6 separate regions of the Homo sapiens genome follow, and all the other regions are linked to region 4. A link is a loop called in an ENCODE intact Hi-C map of the cell type or tissue named here. Cell type or tissue: PC-9. All regions are shown on one strand.

Region 1 (4,000 bases), 700 kb before region 4:
TACTACCACCTAGCACTTTAGAAGGTGGAGGGGAAGGTGAAAAATTCATTCATATATATTTTAGAAAGATATCACAATTCCAAAAATCCACTCCCCTACTCCCTTAAAGATTAAATAGTAGCAATACAATCTGTAATCTGCATTTCCTTCCACTTAGCCCTTCCAATGAGGAGTAACTCATTTAGGCAACACGTTAACTTACTTCAGAACTGTGAGTCACCCTTAGGAACGCTGACATAACTACTTAAAAATATATTCATCAGCTCTATCCATGAAGAAGCCAGCCCAAGGACAAGGCAAGCCTTGCAAATCCAAACATCACCACCACATCAGGAAGACACCATTCTTGCTCGCAGACACTTCACTCCCTTGGAATACTAAAGTGGAAAACAGGCATCAGAGAGAAAGGTGAATCTTTTTTTTTTTTAATTCCAGGGAAGGATTAGGGGGGTAGGAAAGAGGAGGAAAAAAATTAAAAAATCGAAGATAATAGCACTAAATATCTACAAGATATGAACTTTTTCCCAAATAAAACATGACTTGGTGCATATAAATCTCAGGTAGCTGGTGACATCCTGCACAAACAGTATGAAAAGTAATATGCAGTACAGTTTTTTATTCAATTAATAAAATTATTCAATTATGTTTCTTGAAATCTTCTATGGCATCCTGAAATGTCAGAGAACCAAGACTGCCTGAAAATCATGACTGTCATGATCAAGGAAACATCTGACATTGACTTCTTTTGTGTTCTAGAAAGCAACCGTGTCAAATTTGAGAGGGATCATCATTAATCAACAATTAAAGTGGCAACAAAGCCCTTTTGTTCTGTCAGTCACAAATGACACAGTTATAGTTTACCACCTATGGAAGGCTGTCTGCGCCGCCATCCCCACACGGCATAACCCCGTTGTTATGAGGGATACAACTCCAAGCCCAGGAGGGAAGAGCCACAAATACTCTTCTCGTCAAAGACTGCTGGTCTCAGGACAGTCTCAAGCAAAAAGCAGATAGATCTTAAGGCAGAAGGGACTACATAAAGACAGTAAGAGTCAGAGTAACACATGCAAGTAGCTACAGAATCCAGCCAGGATCTGGCCAAAATAATTTCTAATAGGCTGTTGTAGTTACAAGGAGTGAACAAATTATCTAAGTACATTCAGTTTTAAAAGCCTAGAAGAGCGAGTTAAAATGTTAATTTGCCTTTCTACTATCTCTCGATGGGATTCCCTATTTAGTTTTTAAAATATCATTTCAACAAAAACCCTAGCAGTCTCTCAATTTTAGATTACTCAACACCCAACTGCAAATTGCCAGAACTCTCCTGGCAATGGGCATGTTTGGAAAGGCAAAGGGAATGACCCTGTGAGGCGAGAATCCTGTTTTACTTCCTTTTTTTTTTTTCAAAATGCAAGAGAAATATAAGAAGAAATTGTATTCTACAATGCTATACAGCTTATTAAAAAATAAAAATCCAGGCCAGGCGTGGGGGATCACCTGAGGTCAGGAGTTTGAGACCAGCCTGACTAACATGGTCTCTACTAAAAATATAAAAATTAGCTGGGCGTGGTAGCAGGCGCCTGTAATCCCAGATACTCAGGAGGCTGAGGCAGGAGAATCACTTGAACCCAGGAGGTGGAGGTTGCAGTGAGCCGAGACCGTGCCATTGCACTCCAGGCTGGGCAACAAGAGCAAAACTCCATCTCAAAAATAAAATAAAATAAAATAAAAATAAATAAATAAAGAAAATCCAGTGGAATGCTTCTAAGATAGCTGCAGAAACTTCCCACCAGAAATATCATACCAGATGGAGTTGTGCGGTAGGTGAGGTCCTAACCATCCATTCAGCACACGACAGACCAAAGCACAAAGGCGGCACTCAGAGTGTCCTCTAAGTCCCAGAAGGACCAGAGTGGGCTCTGGCATCTTACATGTCCTCCCTCTCATGCAGTAAGTTCACTAACAGAAATTTTCTTCATTTAAAGGGTAACAAATAGAAAAGGGATCCCAGGCAATTTCCCCACCCACTGCAAATCTTATGAAGTAGCCAGCATGCACCAATAGATGGCAATAGCGAGTCTTTACACTCCAGCTGTGGGATCACCCCTAAGGGGAAAAAAAGGAATGCTAAATTATGACAAGCACTAGTATTAGCCAATTTTTAGGACCTGCACTAAAATCTGGTGCCAGTTAAGAACCCAGCCACTATTTACAGAAAGTAGGTCTATCAACGCTATTAGTAATACCATCTCACCCCTCCAACTCATTACACCCCAAAGTTCTTGTATGGAAAACATCTAGGAATATACAATCCAGCTATTTTAGATCCCAAGAAACATGGCTAGAGATAAAACACACAGCATCTAGCCTTTTTTGGTGAGTATCAGAAAACCTACATTTTCTGATTATCACATTTTCTGAGTATCAGAAAACCCACAACATCTAGCCTTTTTTGATAAGTATCAGAAAACCCACATTTTGGGGCTCTGACAGAAATTTATTTAGTTGCCTGGACCTTAATCATTTGTGATTTTCAAAGTATGGGGCATTACTTAAACTATCACCAACAAAAATGCGGAGTGAAGTCTGCTCTGTAAGAAAAGGATTCACTATAACTGACACATTGTCTCTGACAACATTTGTTAAAAATGCCTAAGATAAGGAAACACAATCATAATTTAAAAAATCTGCTAATAGCTAATGAACTTTAGGAAAACTAATTCTCCTCCACCTTCTGACTGTTTGAGCTCTCTGATGCTGAAACAACGGCACATTCTCCCACTTAAAAACCGGAGCTATTACAGACACAGTGTCTGAGCATCTATGTCACTGGCTGTAGTAACAGTTCTAGAAGACACATTAGTGGAATAAAAATTTAAATACAACCCAAAGAAACTGTGCCAATGGAAAGTGGGCAACAGGGCAAGGTGAGCAAATCAACTTCCTTTCTAACAATACCCAGAATATCCCTTAAGCAGCCTTAAATTTTTCCCAACATTCAACACTGCACATGGTACCATATTTCAGGCCACAAAACAGAAACCAAATGGCATCACTGAATCAAACCAAAGGGAGGGACCTGAGGGGCTGGGAGGCAGGATGCAAAGGGGTCAGCCCAAACCTTCCAACTCACAATATTCTACCTCGATTACAATCTTAATAACCATTCCATGACCTCAGACACCTCGCCTCAGTACAACATGAAAGTCCTCCCAGTTTTTATCAGCCAAGGACCAGTCCGCTGTTGCAAGCTGTGAATCCACCTGATGTCAAGAATGTGCACTAAATTGAAAGAGGTCACATATGTAGACAGCGGCAGTGGACAACAGATGAGCAGTGAGTATCTGCAGGACATACATGTTCATCTAATTGCGTACGGCTTAAATGAACCCTCAAAGGGTCGGACGAGAATATCTTCTGACTACATCTCAAGTCAAAACGTTTCCAAGAAGGTAAAGTCATTCTCTCTGATTCACAAGGGGTCTTGATGTCAAGTATGTTATCTGTGTTTCAGGCACGGAACCAACAACACTCTGCTAAAGGTACAGCATTGCTGGTTTAACACATGTGCCTCAGAGTTCCTTTCCAGAGACAACATGCTTGCATTTGCTGTGACATTATAAAAGTACTCTATGGGTTTTTAAGGCTTTGAGCCAAGCCAGTAGCAGAAACTCCCAGGGGTGAGACTGGGAAGAATGAGGAAATCAAAACAAGCCCTTCTCCTCATCCAATGAAGCTGGCTTGTTACCCCTCTTCTTTAGCATTTTAACTCCATGACAATTTCTGATCCCCACTCAGTTTCCGGAAACATCCTGAGAAAAGAAGTCCAATCTCTTAAACAGGACTCAAGATAAAAACACCCAAGCTGTGTGTAATTCTGAAGGGCTAAAAGACAAAGACTTCCTGTTCAATTAAGTCCTTCATTAATCCCTCCTGCTTAAGCCCATTTTCCTTGTCTGTAGACAGGAAATGATAAAGCCACAAGGTCAGCCTCCTTCAG
Region 2 (4,000 bases), 530 kb after region 4:
GCTCACCTCGCCCCTGTGGGGGGATGTGGGTCCACCCTGCCTCTAGGGAGACTTAGTGCATGTATAACTCACTGGCTCTTGGAAGAAGAGGTGGCTCCAAATACCTCCTTCTCTCGCCACTGCAAACAGCCGTCTGCTTTGCAGGTTGCATCTGTCCTTACACCTCCCAAACTCCAGGAGACACCTAAAGCTCTTCAGGGAGTTCTCTGGAGCCCAAGTCATTTATCTTGAGGTAGGTGGAGAAGCAAAACATATAGACACCTCTCTAAAAAGAAAGACCCACTGCTGGCCTCTCCTGCATCCTTAGCCTCCTATCGTATCACCCCAAGGCGAGGCTGGTGTCGGTCCCTTAACAACACCCCAGAGAGGGTCTATACCTCACTTGAGAATGGGGGTGGGAGTTGTTTGACCCATATATTGTTCTGTGTTGGGGTCTCAGCAGAAATTCCAGCAGTCACGAACACAGAGTCCCTTTGAGTGTCCTGTTAGGGGCTGGAGTAGGCTGGGGGCATCTTTGGATATTACCTGGAGGGCAGCCCAGTGTGAAAGGCCTGACTACCAGGGAATGGAATCCGGGCTTCGTGGTGTAGACAATGGGCAGGCAAGGTGTGTTTCTCTTTCCTTTTCACATGTAGGTAAGTGCAGCCCCAGTTGCTGGACTTGCCTTCACATCCACGGACCTGCCCTTTCCCAGGGTCAGCTGGGTTCAAAGGGCTCTCAGAACGTTTTCTTTAAAGGAAAAATGGAGAGTGGCAAACGCGTGCCTAGGTGGGAGCAGGGAGTAGAGGGGGGCGGTTTAGATAGCAGTAAGGGGACATCAGACCAGCTACAAGCCAACAAGGAAAAAAGTGACGTAAGGAAAAAAATCCCAGGGAGCAGAGAGAAAAGTAGACTCCCCAATGCCTCGCAGTAAATGAGGACGCCTGGCGCCTGCGGCGAGGTCAACTGAGGTCAGACGAGCTTATCTCTCCTGTCCCGGGAATTAAGGGCATCCTGGGGACAGCTGCAGAGCAGGAGGCTCCCCGTGCCCTCCTCTTCCTAAGCAAGTCAGGATCCCAAGAGGCGCGTGCGGGGAGGCCCCTCCGAAGGGCTGCTGGCTTGTGTCTTCCACCAGCGCAAAGGGAAGCTATCGGTTGCTTCTGCAGTGAGGCAAGCTCAGCCGGACGCCCAGAAGAGAGACGAGGTGTCGCTGTCGGGGTGTCTGCCTGCCTCTTTAGGATCAATTATTAGCGTACAGATCCTAAAACAAAACAAAACAAAACACTCCTGAAAACATCGACTTGCCTCAGTGACAGGCCCCAAGTTCGGGACGCCAGGAGACGCCAGCGGGGCTGTGAAGTGCAAATCGCCCCGAGGCAACCCGAGAACGGGAGGACTGTCACCAGCCCGCCAGGAGAGTGCGATGCCCCGGTCCGTTCCGGAGCAGGGAAACTTTTGCGGGAGGCTGCGCTGGCACCGGCCGCCTGGCGCGGCTCGCGCGGACCCGGGCGACGGGACACGCAGCGCGGCACTGCCACCTTGTGGGCATCGGCGGCAGCGGCGCGGCGGGGCGAAGCCGGCGAGGCGAGCGACCCGCGGCTCGGAGCCCGACGCCGGCCAGCGAACGCCCGCAGGAACGCGCCGGCCGAGCGGGAGCCCGCGGGGGCGGGGCGCGCGGCTCCGGTCACGTGGGTTAGCAACAGGCAGCAGCCAATGAGAACGCGAGTCAGGTGGTGCGTGCGCCCGCCGCGCGCGGGAGGTAAGGGGCCCGGGAGGAGGCGTGGGCGCGCCACGGGCCCGGTGGGACCGCGGGTGGGGAAGTCCAGAAAGCTTGCTCTTCCCTGTCAGGAGCCGCCTGCCGCAGGCGGGATGAACGAGAGCTGTAAAATGGGACTGTCCCATTCCCACGCTCCACGGCTGCGACCCCTGTACGGGGCAGTGGGCGGCGGCGCGGGTAGGAAGCAGGCGGGGAGCGACGCGGAGAGCCCGATTTGTCCCTCCTCCAGCCACTTGTTGCTTATCCATGGGCCTGGGACTGCCATTTGGATCCACACAGGGGAATTAAAACAAAAAGAATAATGAGGCTCCTGGCCGTGGCGGGGTGCGCATTGGCCCTCTTGCCCTGCGTGTAGCAGGTGGAGGAGACAGGCTCCATCCTTAGAGCTTCCCAGAGCCCAGGGTTGGCCTGAAGACACCAAAGCAGAGGACAGCCAGGAATTGGGTCAGAAAGAAAAAGCTTCGTTGGTTTTAATTATTTTAAATAGAAAAGCCACATCCAAAAGTACCAATAATGATTTTTACAGTAAACCCACTATGTTGACATAAACCAGCCCACCCCTGAACGCACAGAAGACCGTAGCACAAACCGTGAGAGGCGTATTGAAGGACTGGGGCAAAATCAGGACCGACAGGCAAGCGTGGTTTCCATCAGGGTCTTACTCCTCTGGCTTCCTAGTTTAGGCAGATTTCACCCTGTTAATAGGGTCCGTGGATCGGTCTCTCTTTCTCTCCTCTCTCTCTAGCTCTCTATCTCTCTCCCTTTCCACCTCGTGTTTCATTCCTTTGAAACAAATCCAGGGAGCAGATGGCCTCAGAAGGGTATCTAATCCATGCCTGGCCTCGAGGCACGTACTATAAGCTGTGATACCGTGCTAAGGTGTTATTATAGAGACAAAAATATCTCAGACTGCAGGATCTAGCCATCCTATTCTTAAAGTTCCCTAGGGAAAGATGTTGTACAATATTCTTTGATAACCTACTACAAATGCTAACCACTTTAAGTACAATATAAGAACCTTCTGATCCTAGGTTTTATTTGTTTCTATTTAAACTCATTCAGGGTCAGGCTACCCAGAGGGCAGTTGAACACCTGTCCGGTGGCTTATGGGAATGCCTTGCACGATGTGCACTTCCCTCCACCAGGATCAGTGTGTCTGCTGACACTGGGGACCATGCCTGAGACATAGGTACAATTGGGCTGTGCCAGGGCAGCTCAGAGAAAGTGATCCACTCTGATTCAGACCCTGCCAGCTGAGTTACTTACTTCCCTTACTTCCTTTTTTTTGAGATGGAGTTTCGCTCTTTTTGCTCAGGTTGGAGTGCAATGGTGCAATCTTGGCCTACTGCAACCTCCGCCTCCCAGGTTCAAGTGCTTCTCCTGCCTCAGCCTCCCGAGTAGCTGGGATTACAGGTGCCCACCAGCATGCCTGGCTAATTTTGTATTTTCAGTAGAGACGAAGTTTCACCATGTTGGCCAAGCTGGTCTTGAACTCGGATCTCCAGTAATCTACCCGCCTCCGTCTCCCAAAGTGCTGGGATTACAGGCATGAGCCACCGCACCCGGCCACTTGCTTCTTTTAGAGAGCAGGCTTTGTGCACCTACCAGTGTTGAAATACACTACCTTAATGGTTATGCTTCTCCAAATTTGATATAGTATTTGATTTTTAAATGTACCATACTCTTGAGTTCCTGACCAGTACACTGTTTGAAGGATGTCACAAGGACGTGCATTTGAAAGTCTGAATCCACAAATATGTATTGTGCTCTAATTGCCAGGCCTGGGCTTAGATACTGGGGATACAGCATTGCAGCAGGGAATTTGCAGAATGAAATGGAACCGTGAAGAAAGGAAATGAAAATAAATCACCCTGTTTCCATAGTCACCTCCCCCACACTAGTGGACTATTCTCTCTTAATCGGCTCCCTCAAACTCCTGCCTCTAGGACCTTCATTCTCTCTGACTTCTTTGATCATGGAGCAGTAAGATCACCATATGTTGGATATTGTTAAATAACATGATATGTTGGGAAAAGTCATGCACTAGGAATGAAAAAAAAACATACAGCTAGCTTCAGCCCTGGCTCTGCCACTTGACAAAATCCATAACTTTCTACAAAACTTTAAGATCTGAATCTTGGAATCTTAGTTTCCTAATCCCTAGAATGGAATAAAGAGTCTTACTTGGCAACTCCACAGGTTCAAGATTCCAGGCCTCAGTTTTCTCATCTGTAAATTGAGGGG
Region 3 (4,000 bases), 190 kb before region 4:
GCTCACACCTGTAATCCCAGCACTTTGACAGGCTGAGGCGGGAAGATCACTTGAGGCCGGGAGTTTGAGACCACCCTGGGCAGCATAGCAAGACCTTGTCTCTATTAAAAAAAAAAAAAACGAAAAGAAAGAAAAGAAATAAAAAGTCTTTTAAAACATTTAAGATAAATTCTTCGTCTTCTAGTTTTTCTTTTAACAGATGGGGGCTTGCTATATTGCCTAGGCTACTCTTGAATTTCTGGCCTCAAATGATCCTCCTGCCTCAGCCTCCTGAAGTGCTGAGATTACAGGTGTGAGCCACCGTGCTCAGTCCCCCCAAAATCTTTTATCTTCCAAAAGGCAGAGCCTCTCAAAAAAACTCAATTGTCATAAATCCCCTCCCAAGAGCAACTCAGTAATCTCTTCTCAGAGTCTAGAACTCAGCACCACACCCAAACAGATATTGTCATCAAACTCTCAAATCTCTCATCCATTCTCCTAGGAGCCCATTTCTCCTTCCAAAAGTCATTTGCTTTTCCATTAGTGCCCTCTCTCCCCAACCCTTCCTCCAGTAAGTTAGGTACATAGACCTCAAATTCTTTTTTTTTTTGAGACAGAGTCTTGCTGTGTCTCCCAGGCTGGAGTGCAATGGCGCAATCTTGACTCACTGCAACCTCCACCTCCCAGATTCAAGTGATTCTCCTGCCTCAGCCTCCTGAGTAGCTGGGACTACAGGCGCCCATCACCATGCCTGGCTAATTTTTGTATTTTTAGTAGAGACGGGGTTTCACCATGTTGGCCAGGCTGGTCTTGAACTCCTGACCTCAAACAATCCACCCACCTCGGCCTCCCAAAGTGCTGGGATTACAGGTGTGAGCCACGGTGCCTGGCCAGTAGACCCCAAATTCTAACCACCCCTGTGAGTTGCTCCTCACTGGGTGCTCTCATATGTAAGGAAGATGCACAGGTTTACAAACTCCTGTTGGTTTTTCTCTCATGAATCTGTCTTTTATCAGCTTAGTTTATAGGGCACTAGTCAATAACCTAGGAGGGTAGAGGTAAAAAGGTTTTCTTCCCATACACCTGTGTCCTTACTGAGACCTCTCTGTGGCTTGGGAAGTCTTTGAGAACACCAGACAGCAGGCAGCACAGCCCCTGGCTCCCAGTAACCTGCCAAAAAGATTTGGTGAGTCCAGGCATGGTGGCTCATGCCTGTAATCCCAGCACTTTGGGAGGCTGAGGCAGGTGGATCACCTGAGGTCAGGAGTTCAAGACCAGCCTTGCCAACGTAGTGAAACCCCGTCTCTACTAAAAATATAAAAATTAGCTGGGTGTGGTGGTGGGCGCCTGTAGTCCCAGCTACTCGGGAGGCTGAGGCAGGAGAATTGCTTGAACCAGGGAGGCGGAGGTTGCAGTGAGCTCAGACCATGACACTGCACTCCAGCCTAAGTAACAGAGTGAGACTCTGTCTCAAAACAAAAACAAAAACAAAAACAAAAAACTCAAAAACAAAAAACAACCCAAAAAGATTTGGTGAGTAAATAACAGAATATCTTACTCTGAGTGACAGCATTTAAATGCAAGTGGTCCTAACCAATCTGTGTATTAGTCACTCAGGGCTTCAGCTGAGATCTGTAGAGTGGGTGATGGGGTTTTGGAGGAGAGGAAAGGGCATTTTGGAGGGAGGGGTTGAGTCTCTGTGTGCAGGTCTTGCATTGTTGATTTAAGATGGGGTGTGGGGCCCAGTTGTATGCCTATTCAATGTATTAGTAATTCGTCAGCCACACCTAACTTTGTGGTTCTAGGTGTGTCTCTTCTAACCCACTCACTGGGCCAACCAGGGGCCAATCAGCCTTTTTCTTATCTGGTATTGGCACCAGGGAATTATAAGTCTTTAAAGCCAAGTGCTAAGTTTCCAGGGTTGGGGCCACTTGGCTACCTCCGGGAGGCTGTGATTTGAATCTTATATCTGATCTGCTATGGGTTCCTCCCCTGGCCATTCCCAGAAGGTAAACTTTCATCCTCTTCTGCTGACTTTTCCTTATGGTTTTGTCCTGCTCAACTGCCTGCCAGTGTCAACTCCTAATGCCTGCTTTCAGATATTTTGAAGAATGGGACTTCAACAGGGCTTTCTCCTATCCTGATCCAATTGATACGCAATCAGTTGATGTATTATTAAAGGATTTTACAGCTGCAAAGGGTTGGAGATCATCTTAAAGGGAGATTTCTGGGGTTAAAAGTTGACCTGGTACTGGCTGGGCGCGGTGGCTCATGCCTGTAATCCCAGCACTTTGGGAGGCCGAGGCAGGTGGATCACGAGGTCAGGAGATCAAGACTATCCTGGCTAACACGGTGAAACCCCGTCTCTACTAAAAATACAAAAAATTAGCCGGGCGAGGTGGTGAGTGCCTGTAGTCCCAGCTACTCGGGAGGCTGAGGCAGGAGAATAGCGTGAACCCGGGAGGCGGAGCTTGCGGTAAGCCGAGATCCCATGATGGCTCTCCAGCCTGGGCAACAGAGCGAGACTCCGTCTCAAAAGAAAAAACAAAAGACAAAAGTTGATCTGGTACTTATTTCAAAGAATACACGTCATTATTTCTAAATGGCCCTTGCATTTTACAAGAAAATGAATCTGTGCAGTGGTTATTGTGGAAGAGGATGTACCTTTCTTTTCCAAGTGCTTGGGGTGGATTACCTGTCCTGGGAAGACAGCTTAGGGTCTTCTGTTTGATAGCATCCAGCTTGGAGGGAAACTAGGGACCCCTTAACATGGGAGTCGGAGGTGACTGCAAGAGGTCACACCAGGAAATTAAATAATATACTAAATAGCACAGCAAGAAGGCAGTATCTTTCAATTCCCTTTTATGCCCACTGATTAGATCAGAGAGCCTCAGCTTAGTCCTAAAATGTCTTGAACACTTCTCTGACACCAATTCTTCTTCTCCTTTTCTATCGGCTTTCTCTTCTTCTTCCTCATCATCGTTCTTCTGGTAAGTAAAGAGGGAGCAATTCCCAGGCTCTCAGCTTTCAGGAGCTTGCTGGAATCTAGAACATTTTCTCCATTATGTTTATTTTTCTGGCTGCCTTGTGTTTATGGCAAGTGACATTGGTTTTTCCCTTCCCCATTAGTGTTCAAAATTTGTACTTAACATCAGAATATTTAAATATAAAATGTGAATTGATTTAAAGATGAAAGTGGCAGGTAGAATTGGATGTGGCACACATTTTGAAGGTGGTATGTGGATGACCATTTTTCCTGATTTTTCCCAATTCTAGTATCCTCTTGCCCATTAACCCATCCTTTTTTGAGAAGATTTCATGTCAGTTTCTTCTCTTTTGTTCTTATCTTCTTCACCACCACCTTCTGCTGCTGGGAGATTTCCAGTTTTTGTTGTTGTTGTTGTTGTTTTTTAGATAGGGTCTCCCTCTGCCACCCAGGCTGGAGTGCAGTGGTGGGATCATAGCTCACTGCGCCTTGACCTCCTGGGCTCAAGGGATCCTTCTACCTCAGCCTCCCAAGTAGCTGGGACCACAGGTGTGCCCCACAATGCCTGGCTAATTTCTTATTTTTTGTAGAGATGTGGTTCTCTCTATGTTGCCCAAGCTGGTCTTGAACTCCTGGCCTCAAGCAATCCTCCTGCCTCAGCCTCCCAAAGCTCTAAGATTACAGACCTGCGCCACCTCTCCTTTGCAGGCCACGCCCACTCTTTCTCTAGTTTGCCAGAGTGTTCAGGTGAGCAACAGGGACAGGAATATCAGCAGAGGCAGGCATGTCTCTTGCTTGTCTGATACTTTTTTTTTTTCCCCTGAGACAGAGCTTCGCTCTTGTTGCCCAGGCTGGAGTACAATGGCATGATCTCGGCTCACTGCAACCTCCGCCTCCTGGGTTCAAGCGATTCTCCTGCCTCAGCCTCCCGAGTAGCTGGGATTACAAGCGCCCACCACCATGCCCAGGTAATTTTTTGAATTTTTAGTAGAGATGGGATTTCACCATGTTGGCCAGGCTGGCCTTGAACTCCTG
Region 4 (4,000 bases):
TTTTGTGTATCAATAGTTCACTCCTTTTTATTGCTGAGTAGTATTTCATAGTATGGATGAGCCACCATTTACCTATTGAAGGACATTTTGGTTGTTTCCAGGTTTCGGCACACACATAATCTTTTTCCTTTTTAAAGATCTTTTTCCTCTAGGTTGCTGCTTTCTAAAAGGAACTTTCAGGAAAAGAAAAACTTTTGGGGGAGGAGGATTTACCCATTGGTTCTTTTGCCTAATTAAGGGTTAGGTTCAACCCACAGTGATTGGCAATGTAAATAAACTATTAATATTTTCTTTTCAGAAACAGCCTTGCTTTTGACATCCTGTTCCAATTCTTGGTTGTCAGTAAATGCCCTCCCTGCTTGTCTTGTTTGTCAGTGAATACGTTAAATTTGACCTCTGTGGAGGTGTTCCAATATAAATTTTGATCACGAACAAAAATCAGGTTTAGTTATTTTAAGTTAGGATGTTAATTTAAAGTGACTACATTGTTACAAGAGCTTTGGTGCCTGTTCAGGAGATCCTTAAAGTTATTTCTGGCAAAATGTATTGAAACTAGGGGACTTTAGAACTCAGACCTCAAGGGAAACAGGACAAGCTGAGTTTTAGCTGTTTGACTGGAAGGCTGGGTCAGCAAGCAGCCTCTGCTTAAAAAAAAAAAAACACATGCTCATTTTCCAAATGAGTTTAGGCTCAATATTTTGTTAACCCTGCATATGTTTGAGAGGGAACTCCTGAGCGCTGGCTGGCTGAGCTGGTTTTATCTTGGTTCTAGTAAATTAGTAGATTGGCCTGACATTTTTGGCATGCAGTAATGAAGGTTGTCATAGGTTTCCTTTCTGTGAGCAACTTGGCTTCCTATTATGTTTGAAGATTTCACATATTTGCATAAACTGAAGTTGAGGTGATTATATGGGAGAGAAATAAAAGTGCAAATATTTAAATATTACAGGATATTTTAGAGTCTTTTAGGGTAAAAAGGGGATTTAATATATGTGAAATGGAAGTTTGCACTGGCACATTAAGACTTTCTCTCTCTCTCTCTCTCGCCCAGACTGGAATACAGTGGCATGATCATGGCTCACTGCAGCCTCAACTTCCCTGGCTCAAGGGATCCTTCTGCCTCAGCCTCCTCCGTACTGGGACTACAGGCATGCACCACTGCGTATGGTTAAATTTTTTTTTTTTTTTTTTTTTTTTTTTTTTTGAGATAGAGTCTCTCTCTGTTGCCCAGGCTGGAGTGCAGTGGCACGATCTTGGCTCACTGCAACCTCCACCTCCTGGGTTCAAGCAATTCTCCTGCCTCAGTCTCCCGAGTAGCTGTGTTTACAGGCACATGCCACCACGCCCGGCTAATTTTTGCATTTTTAGTAGAGATGGGGTTTCGCCATGTTGGCCAAGCTGGTCGCAAACTCCTGGGCTCAAGCAATCCTCCCTCCTTGGCCTCCCAAAGTGCTGGGTTTACAGGTGTGAGGCACTGCCCCTGGCCGCCTTCTTTTTTTTAAAGTCCTCAAGAAATTAGAAATTTTGATAATGAAAACAATAATCAGAATCTTTTCTATTTTATGAAATTTCTAGGTCTTTGCTTTGCTGGTAACATTCAATTAACATCTTTGTGAAAGTAAGATTGCCCCTCCAATGCCCCCAGCCTCCTATTCCCCACTTCCGATTTCCACTGCTCCTTAATGTGTGGGAGATGATAATGCCTTGTATACATATAACTTATGCCTGGAGGAACAGAAAACAGTTTGAACACTTTGTCTAATGAGTCCCTAGTTTTCCTCAAGGTAGGCGGAGGAAGGTGAGCTGCACATGGGCCCAGTGGATCTCTGCGTGACAAGCACTGAGTCACCAAGTGAGTCACTGGTGAGGCGGGAGGGAGTGGTCCACCCAGGCTAGCATTCTCAGGCTAGCGCTCTCAGAATGTTTTCACAATATCCCAAGGTCTCCACAAGTGTTTCATGAGGTTACTGTAAGATTCATGTATCTCACAATCAAATCAGAATGAATTCGAAACAACAAAGCAAAAAGACAAAACCACAACCATTTGGGGAGGATTTCTTAGGACACCTTAGAGAACAGATCATTCTAGGGCAGTGTTGTAGCTCAGGAAACTTTGAGACACAACTCTTTTTATCCACCTTCCTTCTTTCTCTTTCCTTCCCCCTTCTCTCCTTTCTTTCTCAATTTCTGATGGGCCCAATCCTGGAACGAGGCCATTTAGGGAGACGAAGTGGGGAAGTACAGCAGCTCTGTTTTCAAGAGAAGTTACTGGTCAACATTCTTGGCCTTCTTTAGCAATACCATGAGCCCACTCTCATCTCACTCTCCTCTCACTATTACTATCATCTAATAATCAGAATTCTTTATTAATCAGTCTATTTTGAACATCTGCTATGTGACAACTGATTACTGCCAATGATGACTCAGGAGTGAAACATTTTCAACTGGCTCTGGATGATTGAAATCCAGATTTTACTGGGTGTTGGTGTTCATGCTAATCCTGGGAAAAGTGAGAACCCCCATGACGTGACTAGCCATGGTAGCAGTCTAATAAACAACGTCTCTCATTTGCTGGTGTTTGTGGATCATGGAGTTCCCAGTTCCAGTACTTCCTAGGCAGTGAGACTTCTAACCATTGAGCCATCTGGAGGCCTGCTGGGACCTGGCCATTAGTGTACAAAACATTGAAGCAATGGTGAAGATGTGGGAGAGCAAGTGATCAAAGCTGAGAAGCAAGACAAAGTGACAGGAACTAACATCTATTGAGCATCTAGTGAGTGCTAAGTATTGGGCTACGGGCTTTAGTGCATGTGGTCTCATTTGTCACTGAGAAATGACAACTGACCAGTGACAGAATCCTCACCAGAAAAGGTCTCAGGTAATGTGGTTTCAGAAGAAACCAGTATGGGTTAGGGTGCTTACACTGGCAATTCATAGAAAATGTAAAAACTTTCCTAAGTGATAAGGACACTTGTTGGCTCAGGAGAGGAGAGGCCAGTGGCTTATTGATGCTTGTAAGCCCCCAGGTTACCTCTATCTCTGCCTATGAGGGTTCACTCGCTCCTGGGGCTTGCTGTCTTTGTGAGCATAGAATGGTTGCCAACACATTAATGCTAGTGCTCCCTTATCTGTGTCCAGAGAGTGCGAGTGAGTGAGAGAGAGCGGGTTTCTAGTACTTCTTCCGGAAAAGCAATGTACCTCCTTCCTAGAAGCCTCTTAGCCATCCCATCTTGTTGCCTAGAACTGGGTGACACGGCCAATCTTCAACTCTAATAAGGAGGATGGAATTACCTTTACAGGTTTAGACTACCAAGGGGGTACTCTGGGAGTTAAGAGTGGGGTCAGTGGGCAACTTGGAAGCAAGGTGTATTCAAATGGAAATCTTGCTTTTGGTAAGAAGGAGCAAGCCCTGAGCTATACAGAAGTGAAATCAGGTTCTATGCAATGATATTTAGAAAGAAATTCATCAAAAAGATGTAAACAATTTCTGCTTTTACAGGGGAAAACAACAATTACCTGGGTTGTTCACTCAAATTTCACTCCTAAGCTCCAGATATATTTGGTAACCTTATGCATTTTAAATACAACAAATCCAAGATGGCAGCCGTCACTGCTTTGTTCTACCTCATCAAATGTGCTCTTCCTACTGGGTTCTCCGGTTTGTTCAATGACACCACCCAAGCATAGACACCCAAGCAACAAATTAAAACCCTTTCTGCCAAACTCTTATACCTGGATATGCCAGGGTGTCTCTGAAGTTATTTGTCATAAAGGGACAAAGCCTAGTTGGCAAAGCCAATGTTGATATCAACATATTTGGAATCACCTTCAAGCATGTTTCAACGTGTCTATGACTACCTGTCTTTTATGTAGATTTTATTTTATTTGGGCCAACTGCAGCATCTAGAACACATGACCTCAAGTAAGCAAGTTTAGTCCTTGCATTTTTCTTCTGGGGCTAACCTGTGCCTGTGAGAGAGACAGCTAAAGTTAAAGGCAC
Region 5 (4,000 bases), 470 kb after region 4:
GGGTTAATAATTGCAGGGCTAGCCGAGCAGGAGGACAGGAGATATTACTACTCAAATCAGCCTCCCTCAGAACTCAGAGGCTATGGATTTTATAGATTGTTTGTTAGGCAGGGGGCTAGGGAATGGGGGCTGCTAATTGGTTGGGGATGAATTCACAGGAGTATGGAAAATGGTCCTCCTGTCCTGAGTCAGCATCTTGGTGGAGGCCACAAGACTGGTTGAGTCATGAGTCATGGGTCCAGGTGAAGTAAGTCGCCAGAATGCAAAAGTCTGAAAACTATCTCCAAAGGCCAATCTTAGGTTATACAATAGTGATGTTATCTATAGGAGCAATTGGGGAAGTCACAAATCTTGTAATCTCTGACCACATAATTCCTGAGCAGTGAGGAATTATAGAAAAGCAAGCTAGGAACAATGGCGGGTTATTGTTTAACTGTACCTACATTTTAGCAGAGTTCAGGCCCCTCCCATAACCATAATCTTTTAAACTTTTATTAGTTTTTCAAAGGTGGTTTAGTCCCTTAGCAAGGAGAAGGTTAGTTTTTGGGAAGGACTATTATCATTCTTGCTTCAAAGATAAACTATAAGCTAAATTCCTTTCATGTTTAGCTTGGCCTACACCCATGAACGAATGAAGACCAACAGCCTGTGAGGCTAGAAGCAAGATGGAGTTGGCCACACTAGATTTTCTCATTGTCATAATCTTTGCAAAGGAGTTTTAATCTCTAGCTTCCCTTTAAGTTCAAGGTTGAGGTTGCATAGAATAACTTGAAAAATTGGCCTATTATTCAACAACCTTTGTGATAAAGATTACCCCAGAGGGTGTGACCTTAACTCTGAAACATCCTATTATTCTAACAGAAAGGAGTTAGGCTCTTAAACCTGCTCAGTAAATGCCAGATCCAAATATTCTAGGAGGTGCATAGATTTGGTTACCTGGCCTCTCCTCTTGTTGAGTATCTGCTGTACTCCAATTACTACATCCATTTAATCACACTGTGACCGGACCCCACAGTCCAATCACAAGAATGAGTGGTTGGCAGTGTTATGACTAGGCTGTCCCAAAAGCCCTAGTTCCAAATTTACCAGGCAAGGAGAGCAGCAGGAAGACCAGCTGCAGAGGGGATTGACTTTCTTCCACTTGGTCAGGAGGCCGGCACCTTTGAAATTCAAAGGCACTTCCTTAAAGCCAAAAAAAAAAAAAAAAAAAAGCTAGTCCGGGTCCTTCTGATCAGGGAGGATGTGGAGGACGGGTGTGAGTCAGCTCTCCAGGCAGCTGCTGTGAGCTGATGGAGCTTGGGTGGAACCCACTGAGACACCGCACTCCAAAGCACCTACCGCCCAGTGTGGCTAGTGTGGGAATGCCAGTGCATGCCATCCTGCCTTGGGCTTCTCCAAATGAGTGACTGCTTGGCACCAAAGGCAGCACGTCACCCACTGGAGGGCTGAGAGGCAAAGCCACAAGCGATGACAGGCCCTAAAGGAAATAGCGTCACCATAAGCCAGACTGGAACCTTACCAAGGGTGCAGTCTGGAAAAAAAACCCAGATGCTGTGTCAGCTCAGCCACACCCAGCCACAGGAGAGCTGGAAAGGGAAAGATTACCTAGAGAGGTGGGGCAGCTTGGCGCTCTGCAGGGGAGAGAACCAACATCAGGCTTTGCGTTGACCTCAGTAAGAGCTTGTCCAACAAACAGGCCTTGAGTAAGGTGCACCCAGGTTGGAATGTGGGTCCATGACTCCTGATTGTGTGGCCTTGGCCAAAGAGTCTTGGCTCTCTGAGTCTCAATTTCCTCAAAAGTGACAAAAACAAACTTCAGAGAGTCACTGTGAGGATTTAATGAGACAATATGTGCACACACACACACACATGCCCCTAGGACAGTGCCTGACACATAGTAGGTGCTCAATAAATGTTAGTTCTTTTGTCACACCCTGCATCCTACTCATTCATTTGTGAAACCACTCGGAGCAGAGATCCCTGACAGAAAGACCTTCATTTATAGGATAAATGTACTAAGTTCAAGTCTGAATCCTACCCATCCATTTAGAAGCAAGAATAGAAATAGTAATTCCACAGGCCGCCCAGATGTGTGCATCCTTCCTTCCCAATGCATCACTGCTGGTTTTCCCCAGCATTCGCCAGTGCAGTGGAGACCAGAGTTTCAGAGCCTTCCACACTGTCCACTGAACAGCCCCACCCTTGCGCTCAGGCTTTCCTTTCCTATAGACCACCCTGTGAGAGTCTTGGTGAGCCCTGGTCTTCTTTCTGCGCATGGTGTGCCTCCTGTTACCCTCTTCATTCTCACCTCCCTCATCCCCCAATCCTCCCCTCCAGGTCCAGGCTCTTTTCACCTGCTAGGAAGCTGACCTCCTGTTGTCCACCACAGCTCCTCCCCCTTGGTGGAGCCCAAGCTCTCACTCTCCAGGGAATTCTCCATATTGACATTGCCCATCAGGGAGGTCTTGAAATTACATCTCATTTATGTTTCCAAGTGTACGCAGAGCCCATGACTGCCTTCCTTCCTTTCAATCTTTCCAAAATTAAAAAAAAAAAAATTATATATAAGCAGCACAAATCACCTAGCAAACCATGTTAGCAGGAATCTGCGATTCCTTTTTACTTAGACACTGCTGGTGTATAAGTGGATCCTTAGAAAAGGAGAAAGCTAGGGAGTGTCAGGAGGAAGAAGTTGCCCAATTCTCTGCACATGAGAACATCTAGAAAAAAGTAGAGTGGTAGAGTCCTTCTCCCCACACCTCTCCTCCAGCCTGTGAGCTTTGTCTCACTAAAGAAAAGGAGTGAGGGGTGAATAGGAAAGCTACCTTGGGAAGCCAGGGAAGGCAGGCCCCTCTGTCTCCACCCCAGGCACCTCACTTGAAGCCCTGAGGGAAATGAAGCTCTCTGTTTAAAGAAGCAGCATTTCCTCCACCTGCACCTCAGCTATCAGTGAGGGAAGAGAAGCAGCACAAAGAGTTGCAAATTCCCCTCGAGGTCAGGCAACCTCTAGCTTACACCGGGGCAGCTTCCTCAGCTCACTGCCATCCCCCTACAGCAAACCAGAAAATTGAGTGTCTCTCTTTGAGGCTGCCATGGTCCCTGCATGTGAATACACCCAATAGGAAGCCTATCCATTAATGTGAGATTGTGTCCTGTGACCTGGACATAAAATGGGAATGGTGGCATCATTCCAAAATGGCAGATTTGGCACGAGCCTTGGGCCTTGGTTCTGCCACCATTGTTATAATAGACAGAGGTGACATAGGACTGGGTCTCACCTCTTGGTGGATCAAAGGGTTTATTCTTCACTGCTGTTGGCCAAGGGCACATGGGAGTGTAATGGGCTAAATGGTGGCCCCCAATAAGATGTGTCCATGTCCTAAATCCCAGAACCTGCAAGGGTGACCTTATTTAGAAAAAGGGCTTTGCAGATATAATTAAGGATCTCGAGATAAGATCATCCTGGATTATCCAGGTGGGCCCTAAATCCAGTGATAAGTGTCCTTATAAGGGTCACAAAAAGAAGAGACTCATGGAGAAGAGGAGAGGCCATGTGAAAACAGAGGCAGAGATTGGAATGGTGCAGCCACAAGCCAAGAAATGCCTGGGGCCACCAGCAGCTGGAAGAGGCAAGGAAGGATCCTACCCTGGAGCCTTTGGAAGGAGCATGGCCCTGACAACACCTTGATTTTGGACCTCTGTCCTCTAGTACCACGAGACAATAAATTTCTTTACATTAAGTCCCTATGTTTGTGGTAGTTTGCTACAGTAATCCCAGGAAGTTAGCACAGGAGTAGGACAGATTTGTCCATCAGAGATTTGCCCATCAAGAGTCCTCTTTTTGCCTCCACAAACACCCCTTTCTTCTACCTCCTCTGCTCTGTACAGCTACACAGGTCCCCGAGTCTCCAATAGAACTGGAAGAATTGTGAGATACTTTGAGGTATGGTATGTTATTCAGTTCACTGCGTATGGAATTAAAGCATGAAGCAGTCCTTTT
Region 6 (4,000 bases), 320 kb before region 4:
GTCTCGATCTCCTGACCTCGTGATCCGCCTGCCTCGGCCTCCCAAAGTGCTGGGATTACAGGCGTGAGCCACCGCGCCCAGCCAAATCTTAGAAAATTCTGTCATTGATTTTATTTTTTCCTGAAAAGTGAAAAAAGACTCTGACTGCTCAATTTTAATAGCGGAGTATCTTTTGAAACAATAACGTGATAATAAATTTGCAGCTGCGTGTGGTGGCTCATGCCTGGAATCCAAGCAATTTGGGAGGCTGAGGTGGGAGGATTGCTTGAGCCCAGGAGTTTGAGACCAGCCTGGGCAACATAGGGAGACCCTGTCTCTATATTGAAAAAATTTTTATTTTAAATATAAAAAAAATAAGTAAGGGCTGGACTCAGTGGCTCATGCCTGTAATCCCAGGACTTTGGGAGGCAGAGGTGGGTGGGTTGCTTGAGTGCAGGAGTTCAAGACCAGCCTGGGCAACATGGTGAGACTCTGTCTCCACTAAAAATACAAAATAATTAGCCTGGTGTGGTAGCGCTTGCCTGTAATCCCAGCTACTCAGGAGGCTGAAGCAGGAGAATCACTTGAACCCAGGAGCTGAAGGTTGCAGTGAGCCTGGATTGCGCCACTGCATTCCAGCCTGGGTGGGTGACTCTGACTCTTTCTCCAAAAAAAGAAAGAAAAAAAGAAAGTATATTTGAGAAGTATTATCCTAACAAATAAGTATTCCAGTATAAGTGATATTCTGACCTTAAAAAATAATATCTCTTCTCTATATGGGCTCATAAAAAATAATAAAAATACTATGACATTTGTATATCATCTTACTACTTACATGGAACTACCATATTGATTCTATTATTTGACCCTGAAAAGTAATGTCAGAAGCAATTATTATAATTATAACCATTTAAATGATGAGGCAAGTGAGAATGAGTTAGATTGTTCCCAGGCGTGCATCTTATTGGTAGAAGAGTTGGTGGACAGGCCCAGATCTGCCTTCCAAAACCCCACATGTAGGCTGGGTGGGGTGGCTTATGCCTGTAATCCCAGCACTTTGGGAAGCTGAGGTCACTTGAGCCCAGGAGTTCAAGGCTGCAGTGAGCTATTATTGCAGCACTGCATTCCAGTCTGGGTGACTGAGTGAATGAGATCCTGTCTCTAAAAAAGGGAAGTGCGTGCATGCGCGTGTGTGTGTGTGTTGAGACAGGGTTTCACTCATGCCACCCAGGCTGGAGTGCAATGGCACCATCTCGACTCACTGCAACCTCTGCCTCTGAGGCTCAATGGATCCTCCAACCTCAGCCTTCCAAGTAGCTGGGACTACAGGCTCATGCCACTGTACCTAGCTAATTTTTGTATTTTTCATGGTGATGGAGTTTCGCCATGTTGTCCAGGCTGGTCTCAAACTCCTAAGCTCAAATGATTGGCCCACCTCTGCCTTCCAAAGTGCTGGGATTACAAGCATGAGCCACCACACCCGGCAAGCTTCAATTGTGCTTCCAGGGCTCTTAAAGTATCTGTAGACCCAAGATGTCTGGGGGTGGAGGTGTGTGAGGCAGGGCCAGGAGGTAGCACCTCTGATGGGCCATGGTGATAAGATTGAGACCAGGGGAGGAATTAGGCCACATGCTAGCCTCTGGTCTCTGGTTGACTTTTCTTGTTTCATTTGCCCACGGCTGGTTATCCCAACTGCCTCTGACAAAGATTTTTCAGCGACCATAATCAGGCTGATCCCACAAATAAGCTCAAGCTAAGAATAAATGCAGCGCTGGGGAACATGAACATGAACATGAGCATTAAAACCAGGATCATAGTCACCACAGGCCCATAGTTCCATATCTGAAATCCTTGGAGCCACATGGCTTTCAGGACTCAGGGTGTTACCTACCACTGCTGGTGGACTCTCCTGCAGTATTGTGCAATCAAGCATCTTACTATTTCTGAAGCCAAAGGATAGATATGCACATGGAATGAGACAATGTCTATAAATAGGCTCATGTCAGTTCAGGCCAGGTCAGGCCTTGACATGCAATGAGTTATGTAGTAAGTTGTGGTTTGGGGAGCTTCTTGAATTTCAGCATTGTGGATAAGGAATAATAGACCCTTATCCGTGTAATGCCATCGTCACGCCATTTTCTCCTCATTACTCATCTCAAAGACAAAACATCTTCTTGCTGGAGTTCACAATCGCTAGTGTTCGATTCCTTAGAAGGACATGTGATGTCATCATTCTTGGGATGCCTCTTAATATGGGAAGGCCCAGTTTTTGACCCTGAAGAATTACCTTTAGATGTTCAGCTTAGGGAAGTGTGGCAAATGAGCAAGTTCTCAAGAACGGTTGGAATTTTGTAGACTGAGGGGCCTGGGCGGAGTCCCTCCATGTGACAGCTGTGGCAAGAGCAGGTGTTCACTTTCTATAAGGGACGGATCAGGGAGACAGATGGACTGCAGCACAAGCTTTGTGCCGGGAAGTCATGATTTGAGCTGGGTGACAGGCTGCCAGGATTATAAAATGAAGGGTTTGGGTTACATGTCTTAAACAACAAAAAATCACTGAAAGTTTTTGGGCAGAGACTGATGGAATAAAAATGAGTCCTAAGCTGGGCATGGTGGCTCATGTCTGTAATCCCAATAATTTGGAAGGCTGAGGTGGGAGGATCTTGAGTCCAGCAGTTTCAGACCAGACTGGGCAACATAGTGAGACCCCATCTCTACAAAAAATAACAGGACATGATGGTGCATGCCTGTGGTCCCAGCTACTCAGGAGGCCGAGGTGGGAGGATCGCTTGAGCCTGGGAAGTTGAGGCTACAGTGAGCCACTACTTCACTCAGCCTGGGAAACAGAATAACACCCTGTCTCAAAAAAAAAAAAAAAAAAAAAAAGGCAGCCAGGCACAGTGCCTCACACCTGTAATCCCACGAATTTGGAAGGCCGATGTGGGCAGATCACCTAAGGTCAGGAGTTTGAGACCAGCCTGGCCAACATGGCGAAACCCCATCTCTACTAAAAATACAAAAATTAGCCAGGCATGGTGGCACATGCCTGTAATCCCAGCTACTCAGGAGGCTGAGGCACGAGAATTGCTTGAACCGGGATGTGGAGGTTGCAGTGAGCCAAGATTGGCCCACTGCACTCCAGCCTGGGCGACAGAGTGAGACTCTGTCTCAAAAGAAAAAAAAAAAAAAAAAAAAAGGAAACTGCTCACTGTTTGCTGAATTTAGCAACCTGGCCCAGCATTGGAAGCTCTGTTCTGCTTTGTCCTTTGCCTGAAATGCCCTTCCCGGGCTCCCTCCCGGGTGTGCTCCCATTCATCTTTCAGGACTCAGCTCAAATGTCACCTGCTTTGTGGAAGGTCTCCTTGGCCTCCCTGGGGAGCACTCACTGCTCCTTTCTCTATGCCTTTGCAGGCACCTGAGGGCACTTCTCTCATTTCACTGTGACTTCCTCCAGGGCAGGCTCTAAGTCTCTTGTTTTTTGACTGGCATGTGGCACAATTCTTGGCCCCCAAGAGTGCTAAGTAATTGTTAGCTGAATAAATGCCGCTGATATGTCTTCTATCATCTCTTAATATTTTCTCAGTTCCCTATTTTTTGTTTGTGTTTTAAAATGGATCATATCTATGTAATGGGAATGGTAAATCTCATGTGGGTTAAATTTTAGGACATAAGAGTTATCATCAGCTTCCAATAAAGAACCATGGATGGCTGGGTGTGGTGGCTCATGCCTGTAATCCCAGCATTCTGGGAGGCTGAGGTGGGCAGATCTCTTGAGGTCAGGAGTTTGAGACCAGTCTTGCCAACATGGCGAAACCCTGTCTCTACTAAAAATACAAAAGTTAGCTGGGCATGGTGGTGGGCACCTGTAATCCCAGCTACTTGGGAGGCTGAGGCAGGAGAATTGCTTGAACCTGGGAGGCAGAGGTTGCAGTGAGCTGGGATCGTGCCACTGCACTCCTGCCTGGGTGACAGAGTGAGATTCCACCTCAAAAAAAAAAAAAAAAAAAAAAGAAAGAAAGAA

Evidence for each region. Peaks named below come from ENCODE experiments on the same cell type or tissue, not always from the same donor. Only the 100,000 strongest peaks of a DNase experiment are listed, where the experiment ranks them.
Region 1: a loop joins it to region 4, with 2.9 times the contacts of the local background. A loop is called at or near these places in 3 of 110 quality-filtered maps.
Region 2: a loop joins it to region 4, with 22 times the contacts of the local background. A loop is called at or near these places in 6 of 110 quality-filtered maps.
Region 3: a loop joins it to region 4, with 14 times the contacts of the local background. A loop is called at or near these places in 2 of 110 quality-filtered maps.
Region 5: it touches region 4 in a loop (14-fold over the local background); 8 of 110 quality-filtered maps call a loop at or near these places.
Region 6: it touches region 4 in a loop (19-fold over the local background); 4 of 110 quality-filtered maps call a loop at or near these places.

Annotation. Positions count from the first base shown.
Region 1 is chr6:15,439,515-15,443,514 of GRCh38, reverse strand. All of the region lies in intron 3 of JARID2 (jumonji and AT-rich interaction domain containing 2), which reads right to left. Among named protein-coding and RNA genes, the nearest start is that of DTNBP1-AS1, 100 kb to the left of the region's middle. In PC-9, CTCF peaks have their summits at 1,879 and 2,079 (motif pointing right); DNase peaks (open chromatin) are centred at 214 and 2,114; H3K27ac peaks cover 505 bases.
Region 2 is chr6:14,208,819-14,212,818 of GRCh38, reverse strand. No RefSeq gene overlaps it. Among named protein-coding and RNA genes, the nearest start is that of LINC01108, 75 kb to the left of the region's middle. RefSeq lists an enhancer at 1,095-1,154 and silencers at 1,405-1,844, 2,935-2,984. In PC-9, no CTCF peak of the experiment used is centred here; DNase peaks (open chromatin) are centred at 608 and 1,648; H3K4me3 peaks cover 1,889 bases; H3K27ac peaks cover 1,403 bases.
Region 3 is chr6:14,928,376-14,932,375 of GRCh38, reverse strand. All of the region lies in intron 2 of LOC105374945 (a long non-coding RNA gene), which reads left to right. Among named protein-coding and RNA genes, the nearest start is that of JARID2-DT, 310 kb to the left of the region's middle. RefSeq lists a silencer at 1,552-1,752. In PC-9, no CTCF peak of the experiment used is centred here; a DNase peak (open chromatin) is centred at 1,725; H3K27ac peaks cover 1,563 bases.
Region 4 is chr6:14,742,010-14,746,009 of GRCh38, reverse strand. No RefSeq gene overlaps it. Among named protein-coding and RNA genes, the nearest start is that of LINC01108, 460 kb to the right of the region's middle. RefSeq lists an enhancer at 1,700-2,899. In PC-9, no CTCF peak of the experiment used is centred here; DNase peaks (open chromatin) are centred at 1,829 and 2,459; H3K4me3 peaks cover 1,417 bases; H3K27ac peaks cover 3,508 bases.
Region 5 is chr6:14,268,598-14,272,597 of GRCh38, reverse strand. No RefSeq gene overlaps it. Among named protein-coding and RNA genes, the nearest start is that of LINC01108, 15 kb to the left of the region's middle. RefSeq lists a cis regulatory region at 1,550-1,560 and enhancers at 1,483-1,627, 918-2,117. In PC-9, a CTCF peak has its summit at 1,525; DNase peaks (open chromatin) are centred at 297 and 1,297; H3K27ac peaks cover 2,217 bases.
Region 6 is chr6:15,060,766-15,064,765 of GRCh38, reverse strand. No RefSeq gene overlaps it. Among named protein-coding and RNA genes, the nearest start is that of JARID2-DT, 180 kb to the left of the region's middle. In PC-9, no CTCF peak of the experiment used is centred here; a DNase peak (open chromatin) is centred at 2,155.